2 separate regions of the Mus musculus genome follow, and region 2 is linked to region 1. Evidence: chromatin contacts called from ENCODE Hi-C or POLR2A ChIA-PET data. All regions are on one chromosome and are shown on one strand. Each heading gives the region's core, a stretch centred on a gene start or an enhancer-like site at or near the end of the contact. The rest is flanking DNA. Distances are from core to core; before and after follow the strand shown. Region 1 holds the start of Sqle (squalene epoxidase). Region 2 holds the start of Washc5 (WASH complex subunit 5).

Region 1 (3,771 bases), core at 949-3,448:
GCAAATGAAGATAGATCCTTACTGGTTTTGTGGGTTTACCCAAGGAAAGCATACTTTTAAGCAAATACTGTGATTTCTTGAATGTTTTCTGTGTCTAAAAAGGAAGATTCATTTTAAACACTTCACTCACTAAAATTGTTCGTAGCATGTAGAACCGCTGTGCCTGTACTACAGGCTCAAATCATACATGTCAAATACTGACTCAGACAAGATGAATCTTCAGACCCATTCCCTTTGTTGCACCAGCTACTTGTTGGGTTCTGAAGAGCAGCATTTGAATAGTGGCTATTTTGTCATTCAAGTTCTTTCTAGAGCACCATTCCTGACAGGCTCATAGATACTTCCCAATACTGTGACTGTAGCCTGATGTTTTGTTTGCCCAAAAGAATTAAAATAGTGTGGAAGTGGGATAGAGCTTTAAAGCATTGAGTCATGCGATTGATAATCAATGACTGTTATGTTCTAATCTATGTCCGATTAAGTGGATTATCTAGTAATGGTTGCATTGTCTTGGCCAAAATCAGAATAACAAGAAGGATCCTGAGTTCTGTTTTTCAATGTGGACAGTCTTTTCCCTGAGTTAATTCCGTGTTTTACCTTCGGACACAATTCCTTAGCTTCAGGAGTGACAGTTTTAGTTTGCCTCTTTGTATGCCTGACATGTGGAACTGACCACCAAGATCTCATCCTATGTTCTGTGCAAATGCTGCTTTTTGAGAGTATTAGATACATCTCATTTTCTCCTACTAGTGCCCAAAGGTGGGAGACATTTGGCAAGGTTAAGACTCATTTAAGTTGCCTAGAATTTCAGCTTATTGTTGGTTGGACTTAGGAACATGGAGAGACCCTCATTAGGAATGTGGTGTTAGGGCCAGAGAGATGACTCAGCTGTTAAGAGCAATGGCTTCTATGAGAGGTCCACAGTTCAAGTCCTAGTGCTCGAATGGCTGCTTACAACTGTTACTGTAGTCCCATGGGATCCAGTGCCTTCTTCTAAAGTGCAGCCATACATGTAGACAAAATACATAAGTAAACAAATCGAAAGGAAGGAAGAAATGTGGAGCTAGATAGAGTTGGCTGTGCCTGCTGCAAAGGGTTGGTAGGATACAGTTCTGTGAGACTTACTTCTTTCATTATTAAAGGATAAACGGGTTAAACAACTGTACCTGTTTGAATGACTTAAAAAAAAATCGCAGAAACTAATAAAGATATCTGAGAAGTGTTTAGGGTGAGACCTAAACCATAGATAACTAAGAACTCAACGAAAGCTTGATAATTAAATGGTACTGTCGAGTCTGAAATTCGGTTACATGACAGTAGCTGTGGATAGTATAAAATGATGTTGTTAGTCTCATGAACGACGGCAGATAAACTGCTCGGTTACTTCTGTAACAGAAAGGTAATGCCATTCTTGCAAGACTGCTGTAAGGGTTGAATGAATGTTTGCAACGCTCTGGCATAGTGCTTAAAACATAAAATGATCTTATTAAACAGTTTTGGGATTGCTGTTGATTAGGACATTTTTTTTTTTTTTCCTTTCTCATTCTTTCTTTAACCCGAGAAGGATTTCACTGTGTATCTCTGACTGGTCTGGAACACGCTATGCAGATCAAGCTGGCCTCAAACTCACAGAGATCCTCTTGCATCCCGAGTTCTGGGATTAAAGGCGTGATCCATCTCCACCTACTGACTTCTCTCATTTTCTTTAGTCCTCGTCCACTAATTATGGCAGGTTCGCCGGCGTGTCACGTCCTCCTCGCCTTTCTAGCCCGTGATCATCCAGTCCGCCCGGATGACTCCTGTAGCTCTCTTGCGTTTGAGCCACCAGGAGCCACCAAGAGTTCCTCCAGAGCGAGCTCCACCCTCCGCAGGTGGGGCCTGAGGACCCCGCGGCGGCCAGGCCGAGCGGGCACCGCCCCATTCACCCACCGGCCCCGCGCCCACCCCACGCACCCGCCCCGCACCACGCAACATCGCCCTAGCGCCTCTGCGACTGGCGCCGCGCGGAGTGCGCCGCCCGCCATTGGACAAACGCTCTATAGCGCCATCTCAGCCTACCGCGCGGTGCGCGCTCTCATTGGTTCGGACGGCGTGGGAGGCGGGGTCCGCTCAAGGGGCGGTGCCGGGCCGGAGCCCCGCCTCCCGGTCCCTGGGCTGGGCCGAGCCCGCCGGGCGGCTGAAGCGCGTGGGGCCGGGTTGCGAGCGGGGCGCGCAGCGGTTACTCTGGTTACTGTCCGCGAGGGATGCTGGGGACCCGGCGGGCAGGAGCCTTCGCCTCGCTCTGAAGGACGCTCATCCGAGACAGCCATTCACTCTCGAGGAAGGCAAGTGTCGGTCGGACAGGTTCCCGGCCGTGACTTCGGGGCTTGCTTGAGGAGGAATCTCCAAGGGAGGGCTGAGCTGCCAGGCTGCCGCCGCGCTTCGGGACGCCGTGGCCATCTTTTGTTGGAGAAGGCTGCCGGGGCAGTGTTGCTAAGGGCAGCTTTCCCAGCACCCAGATCCTTCTACGCTCCCGACTCCTTCCTACCGAGCACCTGCTGCTGGTGACAAAAGACCGTTTACAGCCAGGCGAGCGGACATCGAAGTATACAGCCACATTCGCACCCCTCAGCCCAATAGAGAGGCCCGTGTCCATCAGTTGGCTGAATGAAGAAGTGTGTAATCAGGAGCCGTTGGGGTAGGCAGGCTTTAAATGCTGCCTTTTAAGATCTGGACAACTTAAGATACATTTGCACTCTCAATGATTTCAAAAATTGATCACATCTGACTCGTGATCCTGAAACTATTTATTGGAAGAAGTTCGACCGGTTGCCCCGAACCCCTTTGAGAACTACATTTTGGGGACATTTTAATCACTGAAGACCTTCCGAGGAAAAAAGACCCCCCCAAGAGACCCCCAAAACACAAAATCCTCAGCCTTGGCTGGTGCCACCAAAGAAGCCTTTTGAGCCATGTGGACTTTTCTTGGCATTGCTACCTTCACCTATTTTTATAAGAAATGCGGGGATGTCACCCTGGCCAACAAGGAGCTCCTGCTGTGCGTGCTGGTGTTCCTGTCGCTGGGCCTGGTGCTCTCCTACCGCTGTCGCCATCGACACGGGGGCCTCCTTGGCCGCCATCAGAGCGGCGCCCAGTTCGCTGCCTTCTCGGATATTCTCTCTGCTTTGCCTCTTATTGGCTTCTTCTGGGCCAAGTCACCTGAATCAGAAAAGAAAGAACAGCTGGAGTCCAAGAAGGTATGCCTGATGCCACAGTGGGCAAATGAATGGGATCGTATTTTAAACTTCAGATCGAGGTCACTGAAGTTTATGGTTTCTTTAAAAGTCACGAAAGTGGTGGCTTAGAAGCGTCAGTGTTCTCATTTGATTGCGTTTCTTAAAGTTCTGGACTGTGTTGTGGCTGTGCTCTTAGGGAAGATGAAAAGCATTTGTTGTGTGAACCTCAGGGATTGGGTGTTGATTTTGGTAGGAAATGTTAGAATTTCATTTGGGAGACAGACTCACTGTGGCTTTTAATTTAAAATCCCTGGGTAAGGATGATTTTTGTTCCTGACAAGGGAGAATTTGTGTGGCAGGTAAGGCTACTTATAAATGTGATGGCAGACAGTGGAAAGTGACAGCAATTTGAAAAGCAATAAAGATGCCTAACACTTTAAAGTTTTGGGCAGAAATCCGTCCCCCACTATCTATTGAAGCAATTAGTCAGCGCAGTCCGCTCCTAAGTTGAGTCAGAGCTGAATGACAGGCTTACGTTAGAGACTGGATCTTTAAA
Region 2 (3,596 bases), core at 465-2,964, 59 kb after region 1:
CCTCTACTTTCATATTAGCCTTCTAACACTCAACTGATAAATAATTTAATAGTGTGGCCTTAGCTGCAGACCAAGCACTGTTTTAGGATCTGAAGATACAGTAGTGCAGAACCCTGAGCTCCAGTTATCATGATGTCTATACACTACTGAGAGCAGGAGACATAAGTTAGCCAACACATACAAAGAGCACTTGCAAACACCAGTACTCTAACTCTGGGTTGAACTGAATTGTTAATGGCACGGAACAGAACCACAGATCTTAATTCCCTTCTTAATATTACTTTATAGGTTACAAAGTATGGCAGCTTTAGTTTTAGGATCTTGGCATGTAACTTTTTTTTTTTTTTTTTTTTTTTAAATAGGAAGAACCCCTTGTCAAAGGAACGTGTTTTCAAGAATGGCATCTGTTACCCAGTAAGTACAGAACAAAATATCTTTAGAAAATTAAAGTGTAGAGGACAAAAGCAGATGGATTTTTTCTTCTTTTCACAAAACCTCAGATCCCTAAAGAAAGCAGTCTCAAATCCATAACAGAGGCTGTCCCAGAAAAGTTCTGGAATAAGCTGGATCACCCCAATGTGACTCATGAATTTTTAAAATTATATTTATTTTGTGTCCATTGGTGTTTTGCCTGCATGGATGTCTGAGGGTGTTGGATCCCCTGGATCTGGAGTTATAGATAGTTGAGAGTCACCACATGGGTACTTAGAATTGAACCCGGGGCCTCAGGAAAAACAAACAGTCTTAGCCACTGGGCCCATCTCTCAAGTCCTGATTCATTAATTCTTAACATCTAAGACAACTTTCCTTCCTGACCTTTTAATACATGTTGTGGTGACCCCAACCATAAAATCATTTTCATTGATACTTAGTAACTATAATTTTGCTACTGTTAAGAATCATAATGTAAACGTTTATGGAAACAGGTTTGCTAAAGGGGTCATGAAACCCACAAGTGAGAACAGCAGACCTAAGGAAAGAGTCCCTGGCTGTGGTTAGAGATAATAAAACTCCTTCACTATCCCTCATCTATATAGAAATCAAGAGTCCAACTTTTCTTTTCTTTTTTTATGAGTCCAACTTTTAAATTTCCTATCATAGAAGAATCAGGACCCAGTAGAACTACCTGCCCCCAATACAAGGACTACAGCACCATGTCTCAGGTGAGGGAGACTAGGGTATAGAGGAACGACTTGCACAAACTCACAGTGAGCGACAGGACTTTTATTCCCCCCCCCACCCCCCCCCCCACCCCCCCGCGCGCTCTCGCCCATCATCACTCCAGTGACTACTTGATTTTCTGGAGAGTAAGTGCAAGATCAGCCACATTAGCAAGGCACCGCTCCGAGAAACTTGCAAGCTCAGCTATGGGCCAAGTAGCTGAGCATCACCCCAAAAGCTTCAAAGAAGCATGCAAGAGCGATTTCCATGAAGGCGTGGGTGAACATCAGGCGTGCAACCCCAACCCTGCAAGCCCTAGGTTTTCCCGTTGGCTCCGGGGACAGTACCGGACGTGGCCCACGGGGGAAGGAATGGACCTCGAACCCGCAGGCCCGCCTCCGACTCACCTGTCAGCCGTCCGACGCTGGCCGCGTGGACTGGGCGCCCCGGTCCCCGTCTCCCACCCCAGGGATCCCCCTAGAGTCCCGGGCCGCAGAGCGTCAGCTGCCGGGACCCGGGTTTCTGTCCTGGAGTCCCTAGCCCGTCACGTGACCAAGGGGCGGCGGCCCGGGCCCGGGCATCATGTGATCGCTCGCGGGCGCCAAGTGATGACGCAGAGCGCGCGCGGGTCGTTTCAGCCACAGAAGTGGGCTGAGGAAAGGAGTCGGGGTCTGGGCGTGCGACGTTCGGCTAGATATCACCGAGCTAGGTGGGACAGCCAGGTAAGATCCAGGAGGAACCGTGATAGGGGTCTAGCCGGCGTTGTCGCCTCCCTCTGTGCTCTGGGGACCTGGGCCTGAGCCTCTTCACCCGCAGCAACTAGACGGAGGCGGGTTATGCTCACATATGATCACAGGTTATGTGATCAAAACAAAACAAACTGTTTAGAACTGACTTTTGAAACTGAGGCATGAACAGGTAGCTCAGATGGACTCAAGGCCACAGGTGCCATTTCACTTCTGCAGGTGAAGGGATGTGGTAGCCTCGGTGTGAAAAAAGAGGGGGGAAGCGGGGCGGGAGGCAACCTTCTTGGGCACGGGCATGTTGGTGGTGACCCGGAAATGGTAGTAGTTTTTATTATTACTTTGGTAACTTAACGGATTTAGTCCTGCTCATTTCATTTTTGTGAGGCGACGTTTTATATCTTCTAATGCATGTTCCAGTTTAAGGAGATCCCAGCATGAAGGAATGGTAGAAGTCGGCAATTAGCCGTATTAAGTTATATAGTAGAGATGTGTGTTAGGAACTGAGAAGGCGTGTGGAAGAGGAGGAGCCGTGGGCGAGGGAAGGTTTCAGAGAGAAGGGTGTATGCATGCTGAAAACGGAGACACTTCAACTCTTGTCGTATGAGATCACCTTGGATTTAAAGGCGGTCGAACTTTTGGTTTGCTCTATGCCTACTGTAATGCTGTGCAGAAACGTGTTTTCCTATTTAAAACTGGCTTAACTTGACAGCAACTCTTTCATGAATATAAGGGAAGCAAAATAGTGTGCTGAGCCCAATAACTTGGTGAGACTTCAGGAAGTGCTTAACTTTGTTGTAGATTGTCTTGGAGGCTATAGGTACTGGTAACAAAAAGATCGGTGTTATTGGAAAGAGGATCCAAGAAGGGGTTGGTGTAAATCAGTGTTTCTTAACTAATGTGATGATTACGCTTTGTCTTCAGATGATTCCTTGTGGTGAGAGACTGTACTGTACTTGCTAGAATTCTATCAATTCCATAGATGCTGGTCTGTGACACCCCCCAACCCCCCTCCAGTGCCACAGTCAAAAATGCCCCCACGTGATGTTAGAAGTTCCCTGGGGGAGGTGTTAAACCTCCAAACCCTAGGTTAAACCAATCCCCAAGGAATAGTGTTAGAATGTTCAGATGTCAATAAATGAAATACTATATCTATGTAGTTTCAAAAGCATCAGAAACTGATGTCGTAGAGGCTGAGAATTCCCGAGGCCAACTTACCATCAGATTCAGTGTCTGGTGAAGGCATGCTTTCTGGCTTGTAAATGGCATGCACTTGCTGTTTTCTTGGGTGGTAGAAAAGCAAGAGAGCCCTTGGAGCACCCGTTATAAGGGACTAATAATGTTCTGGAGGGTGTAGCTAGTCACCTCGCCAAAGGCCTTATCTTCTAAAACCACCAGTTTGGACATTAGGATTTCAGTATGTAAAGTGGGGATGGGGACCCAAACATTTAGACCTTAGCAGACAGATGAGACTGGAGGAGGCGGGGAAGTGAAGAGTATGTGTTGGGGAAGGTATGGGGAGGACTAGCAGTTGTGGATTGGGGCTCTAGACAGCTCTTGGAAGAGATGGAAAGAGCTAAGAGCCCAAAGGAGTGCAAACGGAAATATTGTTCCCTGATGTCTTAGTCGTGGTTTCTATTCCTGCACAAACATCATGACCAAGAAACAAGTTGGGGAGGTTTATTTGGCTTA

Evidence for each region. Hi-C counts contacts between places; a loop is a spot of excess contacts on that map. ChIA-PET counts read pairs that join two places held with the same protein, here RNA polymerase II (POLR2A).
Region 2: a map of T-helper 1 cell shows a loop between it and region 1 (2.3-fold over the local background). The contact joins the promoter of Washc5 here to the promoter of Sqle in region 1. A Hi-C loop is called at or near these places in 4 of 37 maps with a recorded cell type or tissue (T-helper 1 cell, T-helper 2 cell and left cerebral cortex). POLR2A ChIA-PET finds 5 or more read pairs at or near these places in 2 of 5 experiments (Patski and embryonic stem cell).

What each region holds. Positions count from the first base shown.
Region 1 is chr15:59,312,894-59,316,664 of GRCm38, forward strand. It overlaps Sqle (squalene epoxidase), which reads left to right and starts at 2,199. Exons shown (of 11, transcript NM_009270.3): 1 at 2,199-3,236. The coding sequence starts at 2,952.
Region 2 is chr15:59,372,473-59,376,068 of GRCm38, forward strand. Washc5 (WASH complex subunit 5) reads right to left here and starts at 1,715. Exons shown (of 29, transcript NM_153548.3): 1 at 1,569-1,715. Nsmce2 (NSE2/MMS21 homolog, SMC5-SMC6 complex SUMO ligase) reads left to right here and starts at 1,726. Exons shown (of 7, transcript NM_026746.3): 1 at 1,726-1,883.